Linked DNA regions of Homo sapiens: all the other regions are linked to region 2. The links are chromatin contacts, found by Hi-C or POLR2A ChIA-PET in ENCODE. All regions are on one chromosome and are shown on one strand. Each heading gives the region's core, a stretch centred on a gene start or an enhancer-like site at or near the end of the contact. The rest is flanking DNA. Distances are from core to core; before and after follow the strand shown.

What was found. Hi-C counts contacts between places; a loop is a spot of excess contacts on that map. ChIA-PET counts read pairs that join two places held with the same protein, here RNA polymerase II (POLR2A). Pooled maps may share reads with other maps.
Region 1: a loop to region 2 is called in a pooled map, with 6 times the contacts of the local background. The contact joins the promoter of SERTAD1 here to the promoter of RPS19 in region 2. A Hi-C loop is called at or near these places in 3 of 50 pooled maps. POLR2A ChIA-PET finds 5 or more read pairs at or near these places in 2 of 52 experiments (A549 and naive thymus-derived CD4-positive, alpha-beta T cell).
Region 3: a map with no recorded cell type shows a loop between it and region 2 (14-fold over the local background). The contact joins the promoter of EGLN2 here to the promoter of RPS19 in region 2. A Hi-C loop is called at or near these places in 1 of 37 single-sample maps with no recorded cell type and 7 of 50 pooled maps.
Region 4: a pooled map shows a loop between it and region 2 (16-fold over the local background). The contact joins the promoter of SERTAD3 here to the promoter of RPS19 in region 2. A Hi-C loop is called at or near these places in 1 of 37 single-sample maps with no recorded cell type and 9 of 50 pooled maps. POLR2A ChIA-PET finds 5 or more read pairs at or near these places in 1 of 52 experiments (naive thymus-derived CD4-positive, alpha-beta T cell).
Region 5: a loop to region 2 is called in a pooled map, with 7 times the contacts of the local background. The contact joins the promoter of ZNF546 here to the promoter of RPS19 in region 2. A Hi-C loop is called at or near these places in 1 of 50 pooled maps.

The regions. Positions count from the first base shown.
Region 1 is chr19:40,424,354-40,428,846 of GRCh38, reverse strand. SERTAD1 (SERTA domain containing 1) reads left to right here and starts at 2,855. Exons shown (of 2, transcript NM_013376.4): 1 at 2,855-2,980. RefSeq lists a silencer at 3,398-3,487 and an enhancer at 3,530-4,332.
Region 2 is chr19:41,857,811-41,862,992 of GRCh38, reverse strand. It overlaps RPS19 (ribosomal protein S19), which reads right to left and starts at 2,738. Exons shown (of 6, transcript NM_001022.4): 1 at 2,704-2,738; 2 at 2,148-2,218; 3 at 1,781-1,881. The coding sequence starts at 2,218. RefSeq lists silencers at 2,417-2,536, 2,597-2,726 and an enhancer at 2,280-3,035.
Region 3 is chr19:40,795,873-40,800,440 of GRCh38, reverse strand. EGLN2 (egl-9 family hypoxia inducible factor 2) reads right to left here and starts at 1,250. Exons shown (of 6, transcript NM_080732.4): 1 at 1,179-1,250; 2 at 1-102. RAB4B-EGLN2 (RAB4B-EGLN2 readthrough (NMD candidate)) reads right to left here. Exons shown (of 12, transcript NR_037791.1): 8 at 1-102. RAB4B (RAB4B, member RAS oncogene family) reads right to left here. Exons shown (of 8, transcript NM_016154.5): 8 at 3,499-3,871. It overlaps MIA-RAB4B (MIA-RAB4B readthrough (NMD candidate)), which reads right to left. Exons shown (of 10, transcript NR_037775.1): 10 at 3,497-3,871. RefSeq lists silencers at 913-962, 1,113-1,472.
Region 4 is chr19:40,440,674-40,445,713 of GRCh38, reverse strand. SERTAD3 (SERTA domain containing 3) reads left to right here and starts at 1,379. Exons shown (of 2, transcript NM_203344.3): 1 at 1,379-1,499; 2 at 3,628-4,870. The coding sequence starts at 3,634. The coding sequence ends at 4,224. It overlaps SERTAD3-AS1 (SERTAD3 antisense RNA 1), which reads right to left and starts at 1,197. Exons shown (of 2, transcript NR_187496.1): 1 at 1,086-1,197; 2 at 451-824. RefSeq lists silencers at 848-1,067, 1,128-1,447, 1,628-1,687, 2,153-2,532.
Region 5 is chr19:39,993,819-39,998,309 of GRCh38, reverse strand. It overlaps ZNF546 (zinc finger protein 546), which reads right to left and starts at 1,250. Exons shown (of 7, transcript NM_178544.5): 1 at 1,153-1,250; 2 at 395-449; 3 at 1-62. RefSeq lists a silencer at 216-315 and enhancers at 1,134-1,428, 1,101-1,600, 1,436-1,615, 1,601-2,102.

The DNA.
Region 1 (4,493 bases), core at 1,606-4,105, 1.4 Mb after region 2:
CGGGAGGCTGAGGCAGGAGAATCACTTTAACCCGGAAATGGAGGTTGCAGTGAGCCAAGATCATGCCACTGCACTCCAGCCTGGGCGACAGAGCAAGACTCTGTCTCAAAAAAAAAAAAAAAAAAAAAAGGGATTTGGGTGGGGGAATATTCGAGAATAAAATATAGTATGTAATTTCTTCATTACAACCAAATTAGCATGTGAACCTTCATTGGATCCTGATTTTGGAGAAAAGAAAGCAACTATAAAGGATATTCTTGGGTCAGTTGGAGAGATTTGATTAGGTGATATTGTGGAATTCTTGATTCTATTAGATGTGAAATAGTATTTTTGTGGCTTGTACATGAATGTCCTTATTCTTTTTTTTTTTTAGGTGGAGTTTGCTCTTGTTGCCCAGGCTGGAGTGCAATGACGCAATCTCAGCTCACTGCAACCTCCACCTCCTGGGTTCAAGCAATTCTCCTGTCTCAGCCTCCTGAGTAGCTGGGATTACAGGCACATGCCACCATGCCCGGCTAATTTTTGTATTATTAGTAGAGACGGGGTTTCATCATATTGGTTAGCCTGGTCTCGAACTCCTGACCTCCGGTGATCCACTCGCCTTAGCCTCCCAAAGTGCTGGGATTACAGGTGTGAGCCAACGCACAGGGCCTAATGTCCTTATTCTTAAGAGATGCCTCCTGAGCTGTTAAGGGTAGAATATCAAGATGCTTGCAATTACTCTCCAAAGGTTTAGCAAAAGAAACAATATATACACATATGTAGATAAAGGGAACTTAGCACAATGTTACCAACTACTACTTTTTTCTTTTTTTTTTTTTTTGATACAGGGTCTTGTTCTGTTACTCAGACTAGAGTGCAGCGGCATGAACATGGCTCACTGCAGCCTTGACCTCCTGGGCTCAAGGAATCCTCCCACCTTAGCCCCACAAGCAGCTGGGACCACAAGAACATGCTACCACGCCTGGCTAATCCTTTTTTTTTTTTTTTTTTGAGACAGAGTCTTGCTCTGTTGCCCAGTCTGGAGTGCAGTGGCGCTGTCTTGGATCACTGCAACCTCTGCCTCCTGGGTTCAAGCTATTCTCCTGCCTCAGCCTCCTGAGTAGCTGGGATTACAGGCGCCTGCCACCACACCTGGCTGATTTTTTGTATTTTTAGTAGAGACAGGGTTTTACCATGTTGGCCAGGCTGGTCTCGAACTCCTGACCTCGTGATCTGCCCACCTCGGCCTCCCAAAATGCTGAGATTACAGGCGTGAGCCACCACGCCCGGCCCACGCCTGGCTAATTCTTAAATTTTTTTGTAGTGATGAGATCTCACTGTGTTGCCCAGGCTGGACTCAAGTGAACTCCTGGACTCAAGTGACCCTCCTGCCTTGGCCTCCCAAAGTACTGGATTACAGTTGTTGCCTAGCTAACAACTATCAATTAAATCTAGGTGAGAGAGTATTCAGGCGTGAGCCACTGCATCCGGCCATGGGAGGAGTATTATACCCTGTCTACCTCTAGCCCCATCCTGCATGTCTATCCACCTTGAACTAAGAGCTTGTCTTATTACAACAGCTATTACTACTAACAAAGAAACAACGTTGCTAACCAGGCATGGTGGTGTGCGCCTGTAGTCCCAGCTGCTTGGGGGTCTGAGGCAGGAGGATGGCTTGAACCTGGGAGGCTGCAGTGAGCCGAGATGGCACCCCTGCACTTCAGCCTGGGTGACAGAGCGAGACCCTGTCTCAAAAGCAAAATAAAATAAAATAAAAAGTAAAGAAAAAAATAATAAGCAGCTGGGCGCGGTAGCTCACGCCTGTAATCCCAACACTCAGGGGCCGAGGAGGGCGGATCACCTGAGGTGAGGAGTTTGAGACCTGCCTGGCTAACATGGTGAAACCCCATCTCTACTAAAAATACAAAAATTAACCGGGCGTGGTGGCGCACGCCTGTAGTCCCAGCTACTCGGGAGGCTGAGGCAGGATAATTGCTTGAACCTGGGAGGCGGAGGTTACAGTGAACCGAGATCGTGCCCCTGCACTCCAGCCTGGGCGACGGAGTGAGAATCTGTCTCAAATAAATAAATAAATAAATAAATAAAATGAAAAAAAAAAAAAAAACACAAAACATGTTGCACCCCACTCTGAAGATTTTTCATGAATTAATTTAATCCTTAAAAACAATCCTGTAAACTAGGCGCTATTTTCTCTCATTTTAAAGGAGAAACAGACCAGAAGGGATTAAAACACTTGCCGCAGGTCACACAGCTGCTTAGGGAATGGAGCCCGGGATGTGATTCCGTTGGTATCGCACTCCCACCTCACTCCCGCCTTTAACCACAATTAAGTCCAACTGTCCAGCATTGCTTGAGTGTGGTATTGTGTTCTTATAGATACGATCCTACTTAAAGTATCCTGTCAAGAGGTAGGCAAGACGATCCCCATTTAACTTTGTGTAGCTTGAAGAGGTTGATCATTTTTCCAAGGTCACGCATCCAGTGAGTGGGGAATCCGGAGTCGGAATTTGAACCCGGGCATTATCTGTAGTGTAGACCCCTGTCGGGGCTGGATGTGTAAGAAGCTTAATTGCCGGGTTTGGCAGGTGCATGGGTAGTTGTGAGGGGCTCGTATTTTGAGAGGCAAAAGCCCCCACTCGCCACCGTTCCCCGGAGTAAAAAGCCACCTCTTTCCACCCCTCACTCGCGCAGCTGCCCGGGCATGCGCCCTGAAGCCCCTCCTTCAGAATCCGCCCCCTACAAGCTCCGCCCATCACCATGCAGGGCCAATCCCTGGGGCGGAGGGCGGGGCAGCCACGAGAGTGGGCGGTCGCTAAGGGTAGTTAGGAGTCTGGAGTCGTGAGCCGGAGTCAGAACTGCGTCTCGCGACCCAGGCGCGGGTTTCCGGAGGACAGCCAACAAGCGATGCTGCCGCCGCCGTTTCCTGATTGGTTGTGGGTGGCTACCTCTTCGTTCTGATTGGCCGCTAGTGAGCAAGGTATGTAAATGAAGGGGCCTGGGAACAGAAGGGCTACCAGCGGCCGGGTCCTTCACAGAGTTCGATCCCTGGGTCCGACAGGTGCCCGCCGGGGCTGCCCGGGATCGAGACGCACGGACCTCTACGTGCTGTCTGCCCCGGCCGGGCCGGGTGAATCACGCCGCAGTCCGAGAAGGGGGCGGAGGCGCCGGCTTCTTGGCTCCGGCTGCGTGACTCACCCGCCCCCGCCGCCGCCGCTTCGGGAGGAGCCGCCTCCACTGCCGGAAGCGAGCGGAGGCCGGGCGCAGAGAACAGCCCGCCAGGGGTCCCGGCTCGCACGGCGCCGGGAGGCCGGCAGGAATCACAGCCGGGAATCGGGGCAGTAGAAGGGGTCCTGGGGTCAGAGGGGCCAGAATCCCCGGGGGAAAGCCGGCCTGGGCACCGCTAGGGGGCGCCGGGACCCGGGGGCGGAGTCGGGGGTGGGGGCGGAATTCCTGCGGTTCCGGACTCCCCGGACTGCGGGGAAGGGGACGAAGACCCTGTTTTGAGTAGTGTGGTGGGCCATTCTTAAAATCTTGCTAGGCAGGGTTCCGAAACTGGACTCTACAGTCTTCCTGGCCCAAAAAAGTAGGTAGCGCCAGGAGTCCAAAACTCCAGCCCTACCCCCGCCACTCCAAGAACAGTGGACCCTCAAACTTATCTCAGTGACTGAACCCGGTGCCGATCACGATTTCCCGACAAGCCCTGTCTATTCTGCCTCCCAAATAAGTCCTGACTCGACCGACTTCCTTCCATGCCACTACCAGCTCCTACTCCAGGCCATCACCATCGTCCGTCCCAAACGAGTACAGCCTACCAGTGGGTCTCAGATCCCCCCTCTTTTTGCCCCCCACAGTCTTCCTCGAAGCAGCCATGGGGGGGATCTTCCGGAAACCTAATCAGCTCACAGCACCATTCCCTCCCTGCTCAAATTCCTTTAATGACTGCCCACCACACTCAGGATAAAATCCAAACTCCCTACTTCTGCATATGTGGCTTTCTGTGACCTGGCTTGTGCCCGTTCCCCTAGCTGCTCCCCAATCTGGTCTCCTACCATGTCACTCTCTGTGTGCCACCCATGCTGGTCTCTTTCCAGTTCAAGCCCATCCAGCCTCTGGGCTTTTCTCTGCCTTTTTTTGTTGTTCCCTCCTCCCGGAATGCTTTTCCCAGGGTCTCCCATGGCTGACTTCTCTGGCCTGAGGGCTCCATTCAAATGTCACCTCCTTACAGGAGCCTTCTCTGATGATCTAAAAGGTCTCTAGGAACTTTTAGTGTCTTCCTGTAATTCTCTGTACATTTCCTGTGTTTCCTTATTTATTTACTGTTTGAAACATAGTCATAGTAGACAATAAATATTAAACTACGTGAAACTAGTTTAGTATTTATAATATTATAACTTATTTAGATATAATTATGTTATTATAATAAAATATGTGAAACAGCTGCTTTTGTAGGGGAAAAAGTTGAATATTGGCCATTCCACATGGTTCACTGA
Region 2 (5,182 bases), core at 1,489-3,988:
GCTACAGCTTCTGCCACAACTACAACTCTGCCCTTGTGCATGTAGATACACAGGGGTGGCTATAACCCAACAAAAATATACACAACAGGCCTCTGGTCTACCACACAACCATCCTATGCCGCTAGGACAGCTGGGCAAGTGAGGTGAAAAAGAGGCCTTTGGGGTACTCCAAGTGATGGAGATCAGTAGGCAGGCAGAAGATGCACATCCTGCTTGAGGTTTCCAGGCAGGGCCACTGTGGGCTGCAAGGGACCACAGCAGCTCTACCATGACCAGCAGATGCAACTAGGTTTATTATCCAAGGTCTTAATGCCATCTCTTGTTAATCCCTCCCCATGTTAAAAAAAAAAAAAAAAATGTACAAGACACATACAGTCCTACTTTGGAGGTATTTGGTATGTGCAGAACGTGTCTTCACCCCAGCAAATGAGAAAGGCTAATCCCAGATCCAAAGCTGCTCTGACCAACTGACCCTTGAGGCACTGCCAAAGCAAGATGGGGGGACAGGTGGAGGAGATATGTAACTTCCAGGGCTTGTCACTGCTGTGCGCCCAGGGAAGTCAGCTTCTCTTCATCCGCCCCATTTTCTGTCTAAAACAAACGGTGGGTAGGTGGTATGCCAGCAACCCGACCCACCTCAGCAAGTTCATCTTTCAGTCCTCAGAGGCCGCGGCTGAGTTATGCTGGTCCTCTGTGCTCACTCCATGGCCTGAAAGAGTGGGCCCCAATAGACATTTGAGGCACAAGTGTACCACAAATCTACAAAATGCTTCATATTCTGAAGGGCCAAGCAACCTGTACCAAGGCCAACTCTTTTCCGGGTCATGGAGGAGTTTTGCCGATTTCCAAACCCTGCTTCCCACCTACTTCTTATCTGGAGACAAGTTGTGGTCAGGATGGAGTCCCCACTTCACAGAGAGAGAAGGTTTAAGATTGGAGAGGCCGAGGCCCCTTAGTGAAGGTCGGTGCTAAGGCTGTCACCTTGACATAACACGGCACTGCCACCGCCCACCCTGTTACATCTTCCTGAAAGTGAAGATTTAGTGAGTACTGAAATATTAAGACACGTGAGAACTAACACTAGTCAGGGACTGTACATAAATTATTATTGGAAGATTGAAAAGAGACGGGGCTGGCACGAGGTTGCAGGGTGTCCATAAGATCAGAAGTCAAGATTTAAAGCAGGGACTGACCTGGCCAGATCTCCAACCATTTAGTTAGAAACAGCCTGTTAGAGATATGGAGAAGGCTAACTTGATGATCTGAGCAATAGTAAAGACAACTGGCTTTTTCCTGAATAACTACTGTGCAACAGACACGTTCTAAACACTCTGCTTTAAATTCATTCAATCCTTGCAATACTCTAGTACTGGTACAATAATTAGTCCCATTTTGGGGATGAGAGAGTGCACAGGCAGGTTAACCAACTTGCCAGAGGACACACAGCCAGATGTAAAAGATGGATCCAAACCCAGGGAGTCTGCCTCCGTGTATATAGAAAGGATTAAACCACCTGTAAGCAAAATATGAACATTCATCTGTCTCTGGTTTCCCCTGAGGCTCAAAGCCACAGGTCCTCCTCTCACAAAGCTCTTAGAATGTCATAAAAACTTGGAGTACCAAGTTATCGAATGTCACATCACACAAAGCAAGTGGTGACACAACCAAGGGTTTCTCTCCCTCTTGGGGCGGGAAAGAGCTCAGAGGAGACAGGGAAGTATGGTTTGTGCCAGGGGTCACCCAGCTCCCCACTCTCCAGCCAAAGACCTAAGTTCCTCACCAGCTCGCGTGTAGAACCAGTTCTCATCGTAGGGAGCAAGCTCTTTGTGCTTGGCCAGCTTGACGGTATCCACCCATTCGGGGACTTTCAGCTTCCCGGACCTAAGACCAAAACAGTGGGAAAAGCACGATTCAGTCATCTCCACAAACTACCCCATATCCCAAATGCCCTCCCCTCAACACAACTATGCTGTGCCCAGAGTACAAAGAGAGGCTGGAACCGGAACACAAGCCAGGCCTCACGCTGAAAGGAGCCACGGAGGCCCCAAACAAGCCTCGCCTGCCAGGGACCGGCAAACACTGGGGCTCAGATGGGCAGGCCAAGGCGACAGCCTCCACCCGTTTTGAACCTCAGTCCCCAAACTCACTTTTTGAGGAAGGCTGCCAGAGCTCTGACGAACTCCTGCTGGTTCACGTCTTTTACAGTAACTCCAGGCATCTGAGGGAGAAAGTCAAGCATGTGAACACAGGCCTGGCAGAGACGACTGCCAAGAGCACGGACCCCACCCCAATCCTTTCGCTCCAGCGCATCCTAAACCGTGGTACCCCCCGTTACTTCCCACGGCCCCTTCAACGCCGGGCTCCGGCTCCTGCGGGTCTGAAGGAGCTCACCGACGCCCACGGCCTCTCTGGATCGCACTAACAGAGCCCGGCCCCTGCGTGTGAGGATCCTGCGCGACCCCACTCCCCAGCCCCGGGACTCCGGACGCCCCACGCACCCCGCCGCTGCCCCCCGGGGCCCACGCTCGGTTCCCGGACGGCGCTGACCGGGCATGTCCGGGCCTGCCGCTCGCACGTGGCCGCGGCTCTAGGGGGCGGGACGGGCCCGCGCCGGGCGCCTCGGGGCCCTCAGGCACGCGCTCTGAGGCTTCGGCGTCCGGCCCTGCCGCCTCGCGCCCGGTCCAGCTCGGAGCCCCCGCTTACCGTGCGGCCTCCGCGCTGCCAGCCAGGGGAAAGGGAACGACGGGGTTTCCCGGGCGCACAAGTCGGGCGTAGGGTCTCGCGAGAGTTCCGAAAGCTCGCGAGAGCGAGGGTAGACGCTGAGGCTCCGCCTCTCTCAGGGCGAAAGTTCGTCCCCGCCTAGAGGGGAGGGTGTCTAGTGAGGGGTGGAGAGGTAAAGGGGAGGGCCAAGGGGTCGCGCGTGGAGGCCTGGGTTTCCTCCCGCGTTTCCTTCTCCCGGAGTGTAATAGAGAGAGGATAGAGAGCTCCTGTTCGGAGCTGGGGGAACTTGGCTTCGTTTGCGTCGTTCGTGGCTGGAAGGAACAGTGGTGGAGAATACTATGATGGCGAAAGTACGGGGCAGGATGGGTGGGCCACAGCTGGCGCCCCACGGCGGAACAACCCCTTTTCCGGGTGGAAGTGGCTGTTCCCTGGCCGGAAGTGGGAGTAGTAAGGGCGGAACTGTGACAGGGAACCTAGGGGAAGGGCGAGGAAGAAATGTGGCTATCATCTTCCGTCCTTCACCGCCAGGAGTCGCGAGAGCGGGAGACGGAAGCCCCACCCTTCTCAGGGCGGAAGTTGCTTCAGCACGGCCGGGGCGAGCGAAAAGGGAATGAGGCGCTGGAGGAGGGGAGAAGATAAGGGCGGGACAAAGCGGCAGAGGCGGGACCTTAGCAGAAGTTAGTTCAGCTCTGCCTTCTAGTGTCGGAGTCTGTTCGCTCAGCCCTTACTTTGCCAATTTAGATTTACCTGCCCCGCTGACCTGTGTAGCTTTAGGCAGTCCATTTGCCTTCTCAGGGCTTGTCTCACCATTAAAAAAAAAAAAAAAAAATGAGATCCCCGTTTGTCCATTTAAAGTGGCTCCTCTGGTTCATGGCGCGTCACATGCTCTAAAAAATATTTTTTGAGTGCCTGCTCTGTGCCAGGCACAGGTAAATATTATTTGGACATTTATCATGTGGCTGTTACTGTAGTGTTACATGCATGATCTCATTTAATCCTTACAAGGCCCAACAACTAAATAACGTGGTCCAATAAAATTATGTTAACTTGTTGCAAAAAGGAAACACTGAAATGTGTGTAGCTATTTTCTTATGTTGGAAAGACTGAGAATTTAAAACATAAGAGCAAATATTAGAATTTTACCCCACACTGATACTGTGGCTGCAAAATGTGTTAATTATTAATAAGCCAAGACTCGTATCTGTTAGAAAAATTAAAACCAACCATGCTTCTAGCATAAGATCATATATTTAAATCAAGGTTTTACATTCATGTAGAATGTTGTTGAAACCTATCTCATACTGTTTCTAAAACTTGAGAAAATATTTTCATTATCTCAATTGTTTTTCCAGAACCAACACATACATATTTCCATATGTATTCAAAGTGGGTAATATATGCATGTCTAACTGGAAATCTCCAGGTACTTGGGTAATTTATATTCACTTTTTATAATTTAAGTAATTATTATTTAATTTTTTTTGAGTTGGAGTCTCGCTTTGTCGCCCAGGCGGGAGTGCAATGATGTGATCTTGGTTCACTGCAACCTCCACCTCCCGGGTTCAAGCGATTCTCCGGCCTCAGGCTCCCAGGTAGCTGGGATTACAGGTGCCTGCCACCACACCTGGCTAATTTTTGTATTTTTATAGAGACGGGTTTTCACCACGTTGGCCAGGCTGGTCTCGAACTCCTGACCTCAGGTGATCCACCTGCGTTGGCCTCCCAAAATGCTGGGATTACAGGTGTGAGCCACCGTGCCTGGCCCCCACTTTTAATAATTTCTAATACCAGTTCTGAATCATTTACACTTAATTCATTTAAGTCATTTCATTGAATTTAATTTTTTTTTTTAAAGCTCTCCAGAGGAACTCTGGAGTGCCTGACCAAAGGAAGAGACAGGGTGAATATAGGATTTTGGGAAGAGTGAAGCTTAGGTAAAATTTATATAAAGCAGAGTTTTGATGGACATAAGGCAAAGCAGGCATGTATTTATGCAACGGAGCTAACATCATGCCTGGGCGAGGAGCAGACCCAGGATTCTGCTTCCTTGGACATTAGAAAGTTTAGATAAATGTACAATGTTGTCTCTAAAAACCGCTTCTCTGAGATCATGACTGCTTCTCTGTGTCAAAGTGACTTAGACTTTCCAGGTAAGAATGAGATGTCCCATTTTCACTATTGTTATGATTTTAAAGATTTTTAAAAATTCTGGCAGTCTGTGATTTTAGAGAACACAGTTTCTCAGCACTGTGTCCCTGGTGTTAATTTTTGTACATGTTAGTTTTTACAGGTTCATAATTGACAACTCTGTGAGGTGGTTATAGACCAGTCAACTGAGCCTTAGAGTCAAGTCATTTGTCCAGGGTCACATAAGGTTAAAGCCTGAGCCCGGATTTGAAGCCACAACTGAAGATACTCAAGCTTTTGCAATAAACTTTTTTTTTTTTTGAGACGGAGTCTC
Region 3 (4,568 bases), core at 1-2,500, 1.1 Mb after region 2:
CAGGGCAGACAGCAAGAGCTCTTCTCGTGCCCTGGGGGTTGCTTGCTGGTCCCCAAGTCCTCTGCGGTCCCTAAGGGCTTGGGAAGGGACCCTTCAGGGTGGCTAGAGAAAGGAAAAAAAAAAAGGGATGTGAGAGAAACTAGAGACAGGCAGGCAGGGGAAAGCCGGGATGGTATGGGCAGGAGTGGGGAAGACGACCAGGACAGACTTGACTATAGAGGCCCCCCAAAACCTGAGGCCAAGTCGGGGAGAGGACCCTGAGAATCTGGAGGTGCGGGAGTCCGCTGACAGATAAGAGGCAGTGATAGGGAGAGGCTGGAGGCCAGGGGCTGGGTAGATGACCCTAAGACAGAGGACTGTGGTGCAGGTTGTGGGACGCGGTAACCAAAGACAGAAGAAGGAGGGCTGGAGTAGAAAAGGGTGGTGTGGAGGAGTGGGAAAGGAGGGGGTTTGGAAAATAGGAGGGACCTGCCTCGGCGTTCCAGAAAGACAACGAGAAACGTGGGGGTTCCAGGGAGAGTCAGGGTGGGGGCGGGGGGGTCAAAAGACAGAGGAAACTGGGGAGTCCAAAAACAAAGAGAACGAGGGGCCCAGAGACAGAAAAATAGACCGGAGGGAAGCTGGGAGGGAGGACCCGGGGCGGAGCGGGACGGTGGGGTCGACCCGAGCCCGACGGGAGGAAGCCGGCCGGGGGCGGACACACGCCCAGACGGAAGGGAGGTCCCGAGACTGACCGACGGGAGGGGCCCTCGGGGAGAGGGTCCGCGGCGACAGAGGAAAGGACGGAGGAGGGTGCACGCACCCGGAGACAGGACGAGAGATAAAGGTGCCCCCATCCAGGGCACCCCAACGCCCCCAACCCGGGGCAGGCCCTGAGGCCCCTTCTGAGCGCAGTAGGCGACAGGGGCAGGGCCTAAGGGCCGCTCGGACCCCCTCCCCTCCCCCTCCACTCGGCCTCCGCCCGGCGCGCGCTCCCCGCCCCCACCCCAACCCCCACAACGGCCGGCACCCAACGTAACCGGCGCGCGTCCCCTCCCCCGCGCCGCACCCACATCCCCCTTCCCGGGGTCGCCCCGGCAGGCCCCGGCGCGCGCCCCCACACCCCGCCCGGTTCGCGCCGGCGCCCCGGCTCCGGCTTAGTCTCCTCCCGCTCCCTTCTCGCCCCGCGACCTCCTCACCGAGCTTTTTCCTCCGGCCCCGGCGCCGCCGTTTGTGCCAGCCGCCCTGCGCCGCACAGCGCGCCATACCCCGCCCCCACCGCGCGCGACGCCCCGCCCCGCCTCGCCCGGTGGGCACGTGACCGCGCCCCGCGGAGGGGACGGCGCCTGCGCAGGCCCGAGCCGCGCGGGGCGGGGCGGAGCGGGGCGAGGAAGTTCGGGACAACCCCCCTACCAAGGAGAAAGGAAACAGCGGTCCGTGGCCTACACGAGGTTCATTTGCATCCTCCGCCCCGCCCCCTTTGCGCGGGAGGGGGAACGCAGTGTGAGGGGCCGGGTCTGGGAGGGGGCGTTTCTTGCATGTTGGAATCAAGTGGCGTCGGCGGGGCGGGGCACGCAAATGATGTGATTTACATGGACAGGCCTACCCGCCCCCCGCCCAGCGCGGGGCACCGAGTTCGGCAGCGCGGTGCGCGTGACTTCATTTACATGGTCAGCTCCTCCTCCTTCTCGCCGTCCAGGAACGGAGGTGAGAGACGGAGAAATGGCTACGCAGTTAGTTGAGAAATGTATGTAAATTCGCACGTCAGTAATTTACATAAGTATCTTTTATAACGGAGGCAAAAAAGTGCGGGTTGCCCTTGAGAAAAGGGAACGCGGACTAGAAGGGATGTGCAAATGTGTATTTTCAAGACCCGCTCCGGCCTGCCCCCTCGGGACGATTGTGGGAATCAGAATAAAGAACCAGGGAAAGTCTGGGCAACGGAGTGAGACCTTATCTTTACACAAAATTAAAAAATGAAACAAAAAAAAATCCACGGAACGCTACACAGAGAAGACATTTGCATGGCCAGCTGGGAACACTTTAGGAGACTAAGGAGATAAGGTCATTTTGAATGCCCTGCCCGCTCCACCATTGCTCTGGAGAGCTGGGACTCAAGGCTCCCGCCGGGTCGGTGAAGGCCGACGTGGAGATGGGAGGGCGACGAGCAACTGGGAGTGTCCTCGGGGCTGCACCAGTCCCCTGCAGGCCACCTGAGGGCGTAGGGCGGTTCGCGTGAGCACAAGGGCATGCATACTGGTATCCACACATGCGTGAGGATTGCACAAAAGCCCGCAGTCCTCAGGGCACACACAGGGTTCATGGCCACACAAGGGTGTTTCTAGTTTAGTTTTGTTTTTGAGATGGGGTCTTACCCTTTTGCCCAGGCTGAAGTGCTGTGGCATGATCATAGTTCACTGCAGGCCCAACCTCCCAACTAAAGTGATCCTCACACCTCAGCCTCCGGAATAGCTGGGACTTCAGGTGTGTACCACGACACCTGGCTAACTTTTTCTGTTTTTTATTTTTGTAGATAGGGTCTCTCTGTGTTGCCCAGGCTATAGTCTCCAACTCCTGGGCTCAAGTGATCCATCTGCCTTGGCCTCCCGAAGTGCTGGGATTACAGGCATGAGCCACCACGCCTGGCCACACATGGGTGTTTAAAAGGAGCCAAATTCACACCAAAACACACACAGACCTCGGGGTACACATGCACAGGCACACACGCAGTAGTGAGTCACTGCCTCTGACTCTCAGGCATCAGACATGCACACACCGGAGGCCCACCTATAGGTCCAAATTCCCATCCCCTGGCCTTGATGTCCCAAACAATACCAGCCTCACCAATACAATGACCAAGGCCACAGAGCAGTTACGGCTGTCAGCATCACACACAACCAGCACACATTATATCCTATAGACATCATCCCATATGCAGGTACTGGAAACATGTACACATGTCACAAACACAGGGACATCAGCGTGTTTACACACGTGAGCTTAGAACACAGATTGTCACAAACTGTCCACACAGTAACAAATTCCCTCCCTCCGCAACAGGCACCTGAGTCATCATGCTTGGTATACCCCACACCACGTCCAATCAGGAAACAAGGCCCCCAAGGCCAGGCCCAGTGGCTCACACCTGTAATTCCAGCACTTTGGGAGGCCAGCGCGGGCGAATCACCTGAGGTTGGGAGTTCGAGACCAACCTTGACCAACATGGAGAAACTCCATCTCTACTAAAAATACAAAATTAGCCAAGTGTGGTGGCACATGCCTGTAATCCCAGCTACTCGGGAGGCTGAGGCAGGAGAATAGCTTGAACCCGGGAGGTGGAGGTTGTGGTGAGCCAAGATCACGCCACTGCACTCCAGCCTGGGCAACAAGAAGGAAACTCCATCTCAACAACAACAACAAAAAAACAGAAACAAGGCCCCCAAACACCATGACACATGATTCTTCCATCAGGGACCTCTTCCATCTCCCTGCCATCTCACAATAATGGAGGCCAAGACACAGGTGTAAACAATGCTTTATGGGGGTAGGGTGGGTGCTGGACAGGCCTCCAGGTAATAAATAACAGGTACTAGCAACAGCAGGGCCAGATGGGGAGTTGGGGACAAATGACCCTGGTCTCAGGCTTTGGGAGCTCTTGGGGTATGGTTAGGGGTTCAGGGGGACAGACGTTAGCCAAGACAGAGGAAGCAGCAGCAGGTACGGGATTCCCCCTTCCCCCGTGGCTCAGTCTTGCCCCAAAGCCAGGCCCCACCAGGCCAGGGAAGGGGGACAGGTGGCAACGTAGCTTCTCCGGGGCCAGGGCAGGTTAGGACACGGCCTCTCAGAGCCTGGGCCTGGGCCCCAGCAGGGCTGGTCCTGGAGAACAGGTGAGCTGAAAGAGAAGGGTGTGGTGACCTGCAGGGTCCCCGGGGTCTGTCCAGCCGGTCTCTATCTCATTTCCAGGTATTTCCTTCCCCTCCTATCTGCATCGGTCTGTCCATACCTTTCTTCTCCCGGTTTCTACATTGTCTGATTTTCCGCCTCTCCCCTGCAGGTAATTTGGGGCTTGTGCTGAGGGTACCTGCATCTCCCTCTTTGTTTGCCTCAGAGAGCTGTCTGAGTCTGTAAAGCCACATTTCAACATCTAAATATCATGAATCTGGATGGACGCAGTGGCTCACGCCTGTAATCCCAGCACTGTGGGAAGCCAAGGCAGGAGGAATGCTTGAGCCCAGGAGTTTGAGACCAGCTTAGGCAACACCACGAAACCCCGTCTCTACAAAAACATACAAACATTAGCCAGGTGTAGTGGCATGCACCAGTAGTCCCAGCTACCTGGGGGGCTGAGGTGGGAACATCGCTTGAGCCTGAGAGGTGGAGATTGCAGTGAGCCAAGATTGTGCCACTGCACTCCAGCCTAGGCAACAGAGTGAGACTGTCTCAAAAAAATAAATAGGCCGGGCGCGGTGGCTCATGCCTGTAATCCCAGCACTTTGGGAGGCCGAGGCGGGCAGATCACCTGAAGTCGGGAGTTCCAGACCAGCCTGACCAACATGGAGAAACCTCATCTCCACTAAAAATACAAAATT
Region 4 (5,040 bases), core at 130-2,629, 1.4 Mb after region 2:
AAACCTTTGAAATGTGTTCTGAGAAGCAGCCTGGGAATTGAGGGTATATTTTGAGGATGAGGAAACAAGTTTAAATATCCAGAGGCGAGAAGATTGCTTGAGGCCAGGAGTTCAAAACCAACCTGGGCAACACAAGAAAACCCCCCTCCCCCCTCCCCCATCTCTCTGTCACCCAGGCTGGAGTGCAGTGGCACGATCTCGCCTTCACTGCAACCTCAACCTCCCAGGTTCAAGCGATTCTCCTGCCTCAGCCTCCCAAGTGGCTGAGATTACAAGCGTGCGCCACCACGCCCAGCTAATTTTTGTATTTTTAGTAGAGACGGGGTTTCACCATTGTTGGCCAGGCTGGTCTCAAACTCCTGACCTCAAGTGATCTGCCCGCCTCCGCCTCCCAAAGTGCTGGGATTACAGGCGTGCGCCACTGCGCCCGGCAAAAAATAATATTAATAATAAAGATCCAGAGGCCTTTTATTGTCATGTTTGCGAACTTATTATGTACCTGGCATTGTTGTAGACACTGGGGTAAAGCAGGGAAGAAAACAAACAGAGAAAATCCTTTCGTTTTCCTGATGGGGTGAATGGGAGCTTGAAGCCATTTTAGAAAAACTGGAAGTGACTCAATGGGGCAGGATCGGAGAGAACCAGGAGAACGCATCAAGCAAGGTCGTGAGGGGCTTTGTGGCAAAAGGAAGGAGTTTGAAGTTTGTATTCGGGGTGGGTAGGAAGCCATGAACAGTAGCAGAGGAGTCATCTTGATGGAGCGGGGAAGGAAAGAGGGTGTCAGAAGACCCAGGTGGGACCACCAGAGGACGTGCTGAGAAAACCTGAGGATTAAGAAGGGGCCGCGCGGTAACGTATAGGGGGCGGGAGGGGCAGCAAGGGGGCGAGGCTACGATCGCCTAGGCAACGCGGGCCGCGCCACTCTATTGGCTGGTCTTCCGCTACGTCATCCCCCGCGCCCCAGCGTCCTCCCTCGGAACCCCGGGGGCGCGGCCTCCTCCGGTTGCTCGGCCCCGCCCGCCTGCACAGCGACTTGGGGAGGGGCATGCCAGCCCCTCTGGCTCCACGGTGGAGTCCAGGCCTACCATAAAGGAACCGCAGGGAGCAATGGTGACGATCTTGGAGCGAGGACTGTAGCTGAGTGGAAGGAAGCGGTTCTGTTGGACCGGCCGCCCTCCACCCCGGAGTCGCTGCCCCGCCCCCTGCCAGTTGCACTTCTTTAAATGGCCCGGGGCGCTAGGGAGGGGTGGGCGGATCCGGCGTCTCGGGGCACGGGCGGATGGCTCCGCCCAGCCAATCGACGCCCCGCGGCGGGCGGGACTCCAGCCAATCGCGGCTCGCGGCTCGGCTCCGGGGCGGGGCTGGTGGGCCAGAGGCCAGACGGAGAGGCCCCGCCGAGGTGAGCGAGGCTCCAACCGGTCACTGGTGGGTCCTGGCACTGGCGGGTCGCAACGCTGTGGGCGTTCCAGGAGGTGGTCGTGGCGAACCTGGCAGCTGCGGTGAGGAGTGGTCGCCTGGCTTGGGAATTTACCTTAGGCTGGGGGAGAGAGAAGCGCGCCCCGGGGACTTGCGGAGGCGGGGTCTGGGTGGGACCGGGGGAGGGGGCCTCAGATTCAGGGTGATGATAGGGAGGGTCTGGGGACCTGAGACTGAGTTCAAGACCCAGGAGGGGAGGCGAGGTTGTTGGGGCAGTATTTTCAAGTGGAGGGAGTTTGAAGCTGGGACGTTGGGCTTTTGGAGAAGCGAGAGAACAGAGGGGAGGAACTTTTGAGACAGGGAACCTGGAGATTCGATTCCACTTGGGTCTTCCGGACGGGTTGAATTCGGGGCTTTATCGTGTTCTGGAAAAGGTGTGAGAGGTACGGAGCTGAGATTCTGAGTATTTGGAGAAGCGAGAGAACTAGGGTCAAGGATTCTTGGGACTCCAAGACGCACTGGCGGGGGAAGGAGGTTGCCGGGAAGAGTTCAATGTTCGGGTCTTGGAGCCGGACAGCGAGTTTGGAGGTGAAGTCCAGGGGCGTTTGAAAGTCAGGAGACTAGGAGAAGTGGGAGGAAGTATCAGAATTAGGATACGTAGTCTCCCGAACTAGATCGGAGCATTGTCGTCTTTGAGCGATGTGTTCGGATCTGGGTCTCTGGATCCAAGGGCAGTTTGGAAGGAGAATCGCGGACTTTCAAGGAACAGAGGGACCGGGAGAAAGCAAATTTAGAGCCGGAGTCTGGGGTGGGGGAGGGGTGTTCCGGGCCTGGAGCTCAGACTCGCGGCCCCGGAGGCAATGGAGGGCGGGGCTCGGCAGGCGCCGGCAGCTGGACGTCCAGGTTCCCTTCCCCCACCCGCCTGTGCCCCTGTGCGCATGCCCTGAGGGAGAGCGGGGTGAGGGGGGTGGCTCGTCCCCTGGACGGGCGGAGCCCTCTGGGGATTGTAGTGCGTGCTCGACGTCAATTCGTGTACCTGGCGGCTGTTGGCCCCCGTTTCCCAGAAGCCCCTGGGCCAAATTGGGGCGTTCCTGGATGCTCTGTAAGGACCCATGGGGGGGCGGGGCCTTACAGTGTCGCGGTCTGATTGAGTGGGACCTCCGAGGGGGCGGGGCTTGGTCTGAGCTGAGTTCTAGCAAGTTTTCCTATGGGGCGCGCTTTGGGGGAATCTGAAAGCGTGGGCAGAGGGAATGAGACAGGCCCCTTTCCTACTCTTGGGAGCGCTCCCAGTCGGTTAAGGAAGAGGACATAGAAATATCCCGACTGTTGAAGAAGAATCTCAACATAGGTTCCCCAACAGGGCTCCAGGAGATTTCGAATATAGTAGGCACTCAGTAAATCTGTTGAGCGAATAACTGGCAATTAACTCTTGATCGAGGCCGGGTGTGGTGGTAATCCCAGCTACTCAGGAAGCTGAGGCGGGAGGATCGCTTGAGCCCAGGACTTCGAGACTGCAGTGAGCTGTGATAGCGCTGCTGCACTCAGCCCTGGGCGACAGAGCGAGACCCTGTCTCTAACAAAAAACAAACACAACTCTTGTTCATTAAGCACTTCCGGTGTGGTGGGCCCTATAGATACGTGGCATCTCCTTGACAGAGGTGGTGAGAAGTATTTTTTTACAGTCCCTATTTTACAGATGAGGAAACTGAGGCCCTGAGAATTGACTCATTCAGATCACTTCCCATGATCACGCAGCTGAGCAGTTTCCAATACAGAATTCAGATTTGGGGTTCCCTACTTCCAATCCAGGTCTCTGTGCTCCACACTTGTCTTTCGTGCTCCATGTTTGAAGAAATTAATATTGTGGAAGAACAGTTTTAAGGCTTAGAGGAACTTGAGTTAGGATCCGTACTTGGCAGATGAGGAAATTGATTCTCATGGATGTAAATTCACTGTTTGAGGCCACAACAGGCAAGTAAGTGAGATTTAAATCTAGCTGTACGTAACGCCAGATCTTATTTTCTTAATCGTATATGTACTCACCTTCTTAAACTTGTAGGATTCAGACAGCCTTCATTTTATACATCAGTAAACTGAGATTCCGATGATTAAAAATCACTAACAACTCAATAGGCCTGAGAAAGTGGGATATGAGCCAGCACTACGGTGTCTGGTGTCTGACCTTCCCCTATGCGCCTCTTCTCTCTACAGGGCATCATGGTGGGAGGCTTGAAGAGGAAACACTCTGATTTGGAAGAGGAGGAGGAGAGGTGGGAGTGGAGTCCAGCAGGCCTTCAGAGCTACCAGCAAGCCCTGCTCCGCATCTCCCTAGACAAAGTCCAGCGCAGCCTGGGCCCCCGAGCACCCAGCCTCCGCAGGCATGTCCTCATCCATAACACCCTCCAACAGCTGCAGGCTGCACTTCGCCTGGCTCCCGCCCCTGCCCTGCCCCCCGAGCCCCTCTTCCTGGGCGAGGAGGATTTCTCCCTGTCAGCCACCATTGGCTCTATCCTCAGGGAGCTGGACACCTCCATGGATGGGACTGAGCCCCCTCAGAATCCAGTGACTCCCCTTGGCCTCCAGAATGAAGTGCCACCCCAGCCTGATCCAGTCTTCTTAGAAGCTCTGAGCTCCCGGTACTTGGGGGACTCTGGCCTGGATGACTTCTTTCTGGACATTGACACATCTGCGGTAGAAAAGGAGCCTGCACGGGCCCCACCAGAGCCTCCTCACAACCTCTTCTGTGCCCCAGGTTCTTGGGAGTGGAATGAACTGGATCACATCATGGAAATCATTCTGGGGTCCTAAAACTGTGATAGAGGGGATCGATCCTTCCTCATGTCATCTTCGGTGGCCTGGATCCCTGAATGCAACTCTGGGTGTGTGTTTTTGTGGGGGCTCGAAGCAGTGACTATGGCCTCCTTTGTTCCCATTTCAGGGTTCCACAAACTGTCTTGCATGTGTGTGTGTGTCTGGTTACCCCGACCTTCTGTGAAGGTGGGTCTTCCTGAATTAATTTATCTATTCCAAATGCCTTAACGAGACTCTGTTTCTGGGAGTCTGATTTTCCACTTACACATTTCTTCCACCTTTCCTGCTAGTTCCCACTCCCCTGTGACCACTGGGGCCTCAGGGAAGATAAAGAAAGCTGGGCCTGTCGAAGGATGACAGGGATGTGCTGCCAGGTTGCTATAGAAACCCAGGCTCTGCCTCTTGCACCTTGAGGGGGTGGGAGGGGCTGGTGTCCTCCCTCCAGGCTGAACCCCACTTCCTCGGCAGGACCCCAGTCTCAGCAGCCTCCTGATTTCATAACCAGGCCGGACCACGTGCAATAGGGTGGAAACCAAACTGCTCCATGCCGGGTTATTTAAAAGAAAGGCAGAGTTTGTGGTGGCTTTTTTTTTTTTTTTTGGATTGTTTGTAATTTTTTTAAATAAAAGTATTTTGGAAGGAGGGATGTTGTCTAATGTTTCTAAACTTCACTGGGTCAGTGGGAGGGACCTGGTAAGTTCCTAAACATCAGCACCACTTCCGTGCCATAGCTGGGGTAGGTGTATCATTGTACATGACATTTATTGAGTGCTTGTTGGCTGAGTGCTCTAGCTCCCACTTGGAATCCTAGCA
Region 5 (4,491 bases), core at 1-2,500, 1.9 Mb after region 2:
AAAGGAAGGCCTGGGATAGGTCACTGGACAATTCAGGAAAAGCAAAGCAATGTTTCCATTTCCTAAAAACAAAAACATTTTATGCATTTATTTAAAGATTTACTTAAAGATATAGACCAGAGAGTTGCAATTTATGTGACAAATAATTTAGTCTTTTTAGATTGAATCAAATGAACTTCTTCAAAGGGAAAAATGCAAATGAAAGCTACAGAAAGTACCTGGGGATGTGATTTTTGTGACTGTGAGCAATGAGGTGACAGGCTCTGTGGTAGATTGTGGCTGTGCTTGACATAGCAGTGTGGTACCACGCCGTATGACTGGGTGCAGGCAAGGCTGTGTGAGGATTAGAATGTGTGATTTCCATTTTATGAATAAAAAGGAAATATAAACTTACCTGGACCTGAACTTTTAGACCTGCTACAACAATTGTTCCCTCCTTTTCAGGATCCCTGTTTTGATGAATAGCAGAATGGGGGAAGAAAAATAATCATGAGACAGCAGGCCTTTCTTAAGAGCACAGACCGACCTAGAATATCCCCTCCAGCGCCACATCTGTGCTGACCTCACGCACATAACAGCTGTGTGAGAGTGAGGCTGGGATCTGTCTCTGAACTCACACCAGGTTTCTAGATCAAAGGTATGGGAATGCAGTGGTTCTGAAACATGCAGCTGCCCACACAGCGGCTCCAACTGCGCAGTCTTCCAACCTGTCGTCCCAGGAGTCTGTTTTAGGGACACTTCTAATTCAAAAGTCCAATCGCCAACCCAGGTCTGTACCTTCTTGCTGGGAACCTTCATCCCAGAGCTCGATATTTGACTTCCCTCTTGGGGACACTGCTGTGTGCAAACACCGAGGCCGTGAGGAGGGTAGAGGGTCAGTGACACACACCAGAGAGCCAGGCACCTGTCTCAGCCTCACACCCGCACCCACACCCGCCCAACCCGGTCCTGACAGGCGCCCCGTCGCGCGCACACACACACATACACCGTCTGCCACATTTTGTCACACAATTTCCCTTCTCCGCTCCCCAAGCACGCACAGGCCTGAGGCTCCCTGCGGGCACGACACGCCAGGTCTGGGCCCTGGAGCGCCTCACTTTGGGCGGCAGTTCTATCCCCAGTCCTACTCGTAAGAGTCCCGTTCCGCCTCACCTAGCTCGGACTTCTCGCCCGCAAGTGAATAATAACGGTTAAGGTGACTGAACCGTTAAGAACGCAATGTAAAGGGCCCTTGGGGTCCAGGCAACACTGCCCAAGGGGCTTCTGGGAAATGTAGTCCACAGCCGGAAACTGATCCTTTTGGGCGGAGGCGCAGGCGCGCGCGCATCCGGCGGGTTCGACTCACTTACCAGGAACCCACGCAGGAAGCTGAGGAGGAGAACAGACGCCTCTGGGCCACTGGCCGGGCCACTTGAGCGTGGGACCGCCGAGTGTGACCCTGAGGCCGAGTGCGTGCGGGACTGGGCGATAGCTCCGCCAGGCAGGATTTTGTTTGTTTCACCTCTTGAGGTAGTCCCGGCGTGTAGTACATAATAGGCGCTTAATATGTGTATTGTAAAGAATGAGTGCCTGGCCATTTGTATTTGCCTTGTGAGCGCGTGTGTGTGGCACTGTGAGGGTTGCGGGACCGACGGAACCTCTCTGGCTCTGGCGGGTTGTGTTTCCGCGTGTGTGTAATTTGAGTGTGAGTCAGTGTGTAGTGAGTGAAGGGATCTGACTGGAGAAAACCACAGTAAATACCCGGGGCTGTGATTTTTGTGACTTTGGTCAATGGGACGACAGGCTCTGTGGTAGACTGGCTGTGCTTGACGTAACAATGTGGTACTATGCCGTGTGGTTGCCGGCAAGGCTATGTGAAGATGAGAATGTGTGATTTGGAAAATCTGGATGTGGAACATCACGGGTGCCAGTGGAATTGTGACTCTGTGTGTGTATAAAAGTTTGCAACCATAGGCCTATATGTCTGTGGGATAAAGAGAATATGTTGCGTCTTCTTGGAGTATCAGCTTTATTTAAACATTTGCATCAGAGAGTTGCGATTTATGTGCCAAAGATTTTTGTCTTTTTATATTGAATTAAATGAATTTTTTACAAAGAGAAAAATGAAAATAATAGTAACTTTCAAAAAATATTAAGAATTTCCTTCCACTCTTATATTCTGGCAATGGATCTTTGGCAATGGGTCTTTGGCAGATCAATTTGAAAAGCTTGGACTGAGGAAATTATACTTGGAAAGCACATTAGGCAGTCAGCCCTTGGTTCCTAAATACCATGCTCCACTGAAAGGAGCAAGGCTCCATGGAGAAATGGCAGATTCCAGAGCTGGGGAAGGGAAAGTTCAGAATGAACTTGGAACATCTTGTGCTTGAAAGTAAGGCAGTGCTCAAAGAATGGTGGGGACGTGTTCAAAGGACATGGAAACCAGATTGAAGGGACTTCCACTGACCAAACTTGACATGGTTTGAGCATCAAAATAAATAATGCTAGTTATAGATTAAAACCCATTAAATAACAGAGGGAATCATAATTCCAAACTGATATAAATTAGTACGTGAAAAAAAATTGAAAGTTTGATGAGGGACTGGATGTTTACATTGTTGCAAAGAACCCCTGCCCCCCCCCAAATCCCTTAAAAATGTGTCAATATAAGGCTGGGCACGGTGGCTTATGCCTATAATCCCAGCACTTTGGGAGGCCGAGGTGGGCGGATCGTGAGGTCAGGAGTTTGAGACCAGCCTGACCAACGTGGTGAAACCCTGTCTCTACTAAAAAAATACAAAAATTAGCTGGGTGTGGTGGTGCGTGGTGGGTCCTGTAATCCCAGCCACTCAGGAGGCTGAGGCAGGAGAATTGCTTGAACCCAGGAGGCGAAGGTTGCAGTGAGCCTAGATCGCGCCACTGCACTCCAGCCTGGGTGACAGAGTGAGACTCCATCTTTAAAAAAAAAAAAAAAAAGTGTCCATATGAAAAAATGCTCAACATTACTAATCATCAGAGAAATGCAAATTAAAACCACACTGAGATACCACCTCACAGTGTTAGAATAGCTGTAATCAAAGAGACAAAAGACGACAAGGGTTGGTGAGGGTATGGATATAAGGGAACACTTGTACACTATTTGTGGAAATGTAAATTAGTACAAACATAGAAAATATCCGGAGTTTTCTCAAATTAAAAATATAACCACTATATGACCCAGTCATCCCACTATATATATCTGTATATATCTGTATATATCCGTATCAGTCCATTCTTGCATTGCTATAAAGAAAACCCGAGACTCGGTAACTTATAAGAAAAGATGTTGAATTGGCTCACAGTTCTGCAGGCTGTACGGGAAGCATAGTGGCATCTGCTTTTGAGCAGGCCTCAGGAAGTTTCCAATCATGGTGGAAGGCAAAATGGGAGCAGGCACATCACATGGTGAAAGCAGGAGCAAGAGAGTGAGGAGGGAGATGGTACACACGTTTAAATGTCCAGATCTCATAAGAACTCACTATTATGAGGATGGAAACAAAGGGCTGCTAAGCCATTCATGAGGAATCTGCGCCCATGATCCAATCACCTCCCACCAGTCCCCACTTCTTATATTGGGGATTACATTTCAGTATGAGATTTGGGTTGGGATACACATCTAAACAATGTCATTCTGCCTCTGGCCCCTCTCAAATCTCCTGGCCTTCTCACATTTCAAAATACAATCTTGCCTTCCCAGCAGTCCCCCAGAGTCTTAACTAATTCCAGCATTAACTCAAAAGTCCAAAGTCTGAAGTCTCATCTGAGACAAGGCAAGTTCTTTCCTCCTATGAGCCTGTAAGATCAAAAACAAGTTAGTTACTTCCAAGATAAAATGGGGGTACAAGCATTAGATAGACATTCCTGTTCCAAAAGGGAGAAATTGGCTAAAAGAAAGAGGCTACAGGCCCTATGCAAGATCAGAACCCAGTAGGGCAATCATTACATCTTAAAGCTCCAGAATAATCTTTGATTCCATGTCCCATGTCCAGGGCACACCAATTTAAGAGGTGGGCTTCCAGCCTTGGGTATTTCTTCCCCTGTGGCTTTGCCGGGTTCAGGCTCAGAGGCTGCTCTGATCTACCATTCTGGGATCTGGAAGATGGTGGCCCTCTTCTCATAGCTCCACTAGTCAGTGCCCCAGTGTGTACTCTGTGTGAGGGTTCCAACCCCACATTTCCTTTTTGCACTGCTCTAGTAGAGGTTTTCTGTCAAGGCTTAGCCCCTGCAGCAGGCTTCTGCCTGGACACCTTGGCTTTTCCACATATCCTCTGAAATCTAGATGGAGGCTCCCAAGCCTTATTCACACTCTGTGCACCTGCAGGCTTAAGACCATGTGGAAACCACCAAGACTTATGGCTTGCAACCTTTGGAGCTGCAGTCTGAGCTGTACCTGGGCCCTTTTAAGTCACAGCTGGAGTTGGAGAAGCCAGGATGCAGGGAGACATGTCCTGAGGCTGCACAGGTCAATTCTGG